Linked DNA regions of Homo sapiens: region 2 is linked to region 1. The links are chromatin loops, found by intact Hi-C in ENCODE. Cell type or tissue: thyroid gland. All regions are shown on one strand. Each heading gives the region's core, and the rest is flanking DNA. Links, peaks and the distances in the headings are about the cores only.

The links. A loop is a pair of places that touch in the nucleus more often than their neighbours do. Peaks named below come from ENCODE experiments on the same cell type or tissue, not always from the same donor. Only the 100,000 strongest peaks of a DNase experiment are listed, where the experiment ranks them.
Region 2: a loop joins it to region 1, with 4 times the contacts of the local background. A loop is called at or near these places in 39 of 110 quality-filtered maps.

Annotation. Positions count from the first base shown.
Region 1 is chr6:64,323,969-64,326,789 of GRCh38, forward strand. The region is part of intron 29 of EYS (eyes shut homolog); the gene reads right to left. Among named protein-coding and RNA genes, the nearest start is that of SCAT8, 520 kb to the left of the region's middle. In thyroid gland, for the core only: no CTCF peak of the experiment used is centred there; no DNase peak of the experiment used is centred there.
Region 2 is chr6:64,010,856-64,013,676 of GRCh38, forward strand. All of the region lies in intron 33 of EYS (eyes shut homolog), which reads right to left. The region is part of intron 3 of LOC107986608 (a long non-coding RNA gene); the gene reads left to right. Among named protein-coding and RNA genes, the nearest start is that of SCAT8, 210 kb to the left of the region's middle. RefSeq lists a silencer at 1,381-1,675. In thyroid gland, for the core only: a CTCF peak has its summit at 1,572 (motif pointing right); DNase peaks (open chromatin) are centred at 1,566 and 2,386; H3K27ac peaks cover 1,774 bases.

The DNA.
Region 1 (2,821 bases), core at 62-2,561:
TCCCATTTTCTGGGGGAAGTTTACATTCAACAATGGGTCAAAAAGGGACAATAACAGCCTGAACCCATCACCCTAACTTTTGACAGCTCTTAATGGTCAGTCCAGCTACAAACTTGACATGGGATTGTTCAGAGCCTTTGGGACTCCTCCCTAACTCATTCTAGCAAACCAGCATCAGCCTAATACCAAAATCTGGCAAAGACACGACAAAGAATGGAAACTTCAGGCCAATATCCCTGATGAACATAGAAGCAAGAATTCTTAACAAAATACTAACAAACTGAATCCAGTAGCAGATCAAAAAGTTAATTCACCATGATGAGGTAGGCTTTATTTTTGGGATGCAAAGTTGGTTCAACATATGCAAATCAATAAATGTGATTCACTGCATAAACAGAATTAAAAGCAAAAATCAAATAATCATTGTGACAGATGCATAAAAAAGTTTCTCATAAAAGCCAACATGCCTTCATGGTAAAAACCTTCAACGAACTAGGCATTGAAGAAACATACCTCAGAATATGAGCCATTTATGACAATTCCATAGCCAACAATATACTGAATGGGCAAAAGCTTTCCCCTTGAGAACTTAAAAAGACAAGGATGCCCCTCACATCACCCCATTCAATAGTACTGGAAGTTCCAGCCACAGTAATCAGGCAACAGAAATAAATTAAATGCATCCAAAATAGGAAAATAAGTCAAACGATCTTTCTTCAATGTGATGGGACTGTATATTTAGAAAACCATAAAGACTCTGCCAAAAGGCTACTGGACCTGATACATAATTTTAGCAAGATTTCAGGATACAAAATCAATGTATAAAAATCGGTATATTTCTATGTATCAATAACATCCAGGCTGAGAGTCAAATCAAGAATGTAATCTTGTTTACAGTAACCACAAAGAAAATGAAATACCTAGGAATACAGCTAACCAAATAGGTGAAAGACCACACAAAGAGAACTACAAAACACTGCCGAAAGAAATCAGAGATGACACAAATGAATGGAAAAATGTTCCATGCTCATGGGTTGGAGGAATTAATATCACTGAAATTGCCCAAAGAAACTTAAAGATTTGATGTTATTCCTATCGAACTACCAAAGTCATTCTTCACAGCATTAGAAAAAAGCTATTCTAAAAGAACAAACCAGGAATCCCAAGAAGACCCACAGACCCTCTGAAGGAAGTGGAGTGCTCCTGCAGGACCCTGGAGATATCTCAAATACTGTGCTGGTATCCACAGCTGAGAGACCACAGATGGTTAATATCACAGGACTCTGTGCAGACAACCCCCTGGAGCCGGGTAGGCTTGCTGTGTAGCTAGATCCAGAAGAGAGATAACAATCATTGCATCTTGGCTCACAGAAAGCCACATTCATAGGAAAAGGGGGAGAGAACTGCATCAAGGGAACACCCTGTGGGACAAAAGAATCGGAACAACAGCCTTTAGCCCTAGACCTTTCCTCTGACAGAGCCTACCCAAATGAAAAGGAACTAGATAACCAACTCTGGTAATATGATAAAACAAGGCTCTTTAACACCTCCCAAAAAGTCTCACTAGTTCACCAGAAATAGTTCCAACCTAAGAAGAAATCTCTGATTTACCTGAAAAAGAATTCAGGAGGTAAGTTATTAAGCTAATCAGGGAGGCACCAGAGAAAGGTGAAGCCCAGTGCAAGGAAATCCAAAAAACAATACAAGAAGTGAAGGGAGAAATATTCAGGGAAATAGATAGCATAAAGGAAAAACAAACCTTCAGGAAACACTGGACACACTTACAAAAATGCAAAATTCTCTGGAAAGTCTCAGCAATATAATTGAACAAGTAGAATAAAGAAATTCAGAGCTTGAAGACAAGGTTTTTGAACTAAATCTAAAAAAGACAAAGAAAAAAATAAGAAAACATGAAAAGTCTCCAAAAAGTCTGGGATTATATTAAATGAACAAACCTAAGAATAATTGGTATTCCTAAGGAAGAAGAGAAATCTAAAAGTTTGGAAAACATATTTGGGGGAATAATTAAGGAAAACTTCCCTGGCCTTGTTAGAGACCTAGACATCCAAATACAAGAAGCACAAGGAACACCTGGGAAATTCATCATAAAAAGCTCATTGCCTAGGCATATTGTCATCATGAAGAAGGAATTAATGAAATAAACTATAACCTAATAGTAGTAGTAATAGAAATTTAAAACTTAAAGTTTCTGCAAAGTGTGACCCCCTTCCCCCACTTACACTCAAGTTAAAAGAGAATATTAACAGCCTGTCTTCTCTCTGTGGTCAGTGGACCTCATCTATACTCCTCAACTCCACATTCCTCAAAGTTTATTACAGGCCCAGCGTAATAAACTGCTTACCTCCCTAGCATGCCTGCAGGGTCACAAGACCAATAAGTTTAGGTCGCAAGACATGTTTCTCTCAAGATGTAAGAAATGTTGTAATGCTGCCTTTGTTTCTTCCTTCTGTAACTTGCTTCCCATCTCACATAGTTGCTGCTTTAAGATGTTTAAAAGTAGGAAAAGCCTTTTGTTTGGGGCTCAGACTTTCTGGACAAATGTCTGGCTGAGCCAGTTATCACCTTAATTTGATAAACTCTCCTGAACCTTTTTTGGTCTCTCCAGTCTTTGATTGTCCTGTACCATTTCTGGGGGCCCATCTGGGATTGGAGATGGCAGATTTTCTGTCTCCTTTACCTGTGGACTACAGCTCCAGGATGTGGGAGACTTGGGGTCCTTGGCACTGCCAGGAGAGTTTCAGCCTGGAAGGAGAATGGCCCTCCTGCATTCTGGAGCCTTCCCCCAACAGCACAAATGGAA
Region 2 (2,821 bases), core at 139-2,638, 310 kb before region 1:
ATAATTCAGGTCATGATACTTTGATTGCATTCTGTTCTCTTCCTGGGCTGGCAGCTTGCTAAAAGTCAGAATTCCAGATGGCAGCCTTTCTCTTTTTCTGAGTATATATATATGAATATATTTATATTCCCTTATATATTTTATTTATCTTTATAAACCTATATCTATATCAGATCTTTCACAAATCTTTTTGAGCAAATAGTTTTAGTTCCTTTTACCTTACAGGAGATAAGCTTTTCTATTTCTAGATTTATATCTTAGCAAGTATGTACTCTTACCTTCTTTGCTGCTTTGCATATTTGTCTATTTCTTGTCTAAAGATATGTTTGTCTTGTTTTTGAACTTGCCTTCATGTTTTCAGTTTTCTTCCTTTATTTTTTCTATCACTGCTAGCACATAAAAGTGTGAAGTTACAGAGTCATCTTGACCCGAAATCCCCCATTTTCTTTTTTTATTATGAGAAAACACAAAAATGAAAGATCAAACTAAGTTCTTGCCTTTGAAGGGACATGTACATAGAAAATTGTCTTTAATTTGTGAGAGGTAGGATGAAAAAAAAGTTAACCAAGCCATTTGGAAGTGCCTTCATGATTTTGCAGTCTTTAAATTTGGAAGGACTAATTTCTTTGGCTTTTCTATCTCAGGTTTGTTTTGTGCTATAGGCATTTGAATGCATCTGTCTCATATTTTTTTTTCCAGTGGTATATTTCAAAAGCACATAAGTAAAGTAGTTTGTTTTTTTTTTTTCCAGAGAGAAATAGAACGTATGGATTTTTTTTTCTTTTTAAGGTACCTATGTTTTATTTGTCAAATCTGGTGGTTATATGAGTTATTGGCATCAAACCATAATGAAATTAAATGCTTTAAAGCAGTATCTCATTGCTGGGCTGAAGGTGTGTGAAACCTAGTTCATGTATAATTGCAGCATGAAGCCATGATGTAACAGTAAGAAAACTGAACAGCACCAACTGCTTCTAGGGAATACTGCAAAATTGATGATGATACTGAATGCTTTCACAGGTGCAAAACATAAATGTTCTTTTCTCTTGTCTTTAGGCTTGGCAATTACCCAACAATAACACTGGCTTGTTTATTTTAGATTTTGGGCATGCATTAACATTGCTAATAAGTTTTTCCTCTCCTCTCCTCTCCTCTCCTCTCCTCTCCTCTCCTCTCCTCTTGTCCCCTCACCCCCTCCCCTCCTTTCCTTTCTTTCCTTTCATTTTCTTAGTTAAATGTTAAAAATGAATGCAAAAATGTCTATCTTCCAGATTTTAATTATTTCCAGATTAATAACTTGAATTTCTGACCAATAATAGTTTGCCTTAATGTATACTGAATAAATGTAAGTCTATTGCTCTGAAGTGAATAGTAGCATATGAATTAAGCATTAACTCAGAACTTTTATTTAAAAGAATCTTCTTAGGCTACATTTAAGATAGAAAGAGGGTAAGTTCAGTTGTTAGCAACTATGATCTCCATGCTCAGCCAGAAGTTTTAGCTGACTAGTGACAGCTCTACATGAGAATAGCTGGGATGGGAGACTCAGAGCCCAGAGACTCAGTATCAGCAGATGGCAGTAAAGGTACATGGCAGAGATGGAGGCACTGAAAGGAATCTGATCCCTACAAAGACTAACTTAAGATCTAATTGATAGCATTATTGTTTTACCTCCCTGTTTGTAACAGGGAAACATGGAAAATATATTTCAAAAATTAGACATTAGGCAGTATGGGTGAAACTGTCCAGAGACATACAGCTTTCCTTACCACTTCACTTATCCAGTGTGATTGTCATGGCTGGGTAAGCAAATTTAAGGAAATGCTGTTTCCTAAAAGTGGGATGGTTTTCATACAGCCCTATCAACACAGCCATATTTCTTGACATTGTCTGTGCAACTCAGCACAAAATAAATGTTAAACAGTATAAAAAAAGGATCACGCATAAAAGCCACAGTGTCAGGACTTTTGTCTAGCAAAAGCAATATAAACACACTGTTTTTAAAAAGCATCCTGTTTTTGCTTAGATCGTCACAGAGTTGGCCAGCCTGACAGTACAAAGAGCTTTGTATAAAAAGCGCTCCATGACCTCTAATAAGTGATTTTTCTGAGCACTTCCTGCCTCTGGATGATAGTCATGTGGCGGTCACTAGTTTTAGATTATATTAGTTAGACTTCTCTCTGACAAAACAGCCCAAATACACTTTATAATAAATTACAGAGAAAACCAAGCCATTTTCCTGTGATGTACTGATATTAAAAAAGGATCTGTGATGATTCCTGAGGACCACTGAAGCAGAAACTTCACTTACTCCCTTGATTAAACAGAGCAGTCGTCAAGGGAACATACAACCAGCCATCACGAGATACTGGAGATTTTCCAAGAACTGTGATTTTCTTTCCGACTACGCTATCCAATTCACGTGCAATGGGACTCGCAGCATATTCTCTAGATTTCATGGTCTCCTGGTAGCGCCTCTAAATGTGTAAATGCCCAGAATTCTCTTGTTTTCTTTAGCCGGTAAAAGCATTCATATAATGACAATTACAATTACACAAATATAAATTTGCATCCAGAAAGCTTCCTGTTTTTTTTGACCTGACATCCATTTCTAACCTCTCTGAACATGTTGATGATGAGTGTCAATGGGATGCTGGAGGAGCCTGGCACTAGCTCGTGAGAGCTAATTTTGCATATCTTTCCCAAATGCCACATTCAGTGAATTCATATTGTTAGCTTGAAATATAGGCCATGGTAAAAGTATTTATTCCAGGGAAAGTGGCAAATGCTACAAATCACCACCCCACCCTTTTTTTTTCCC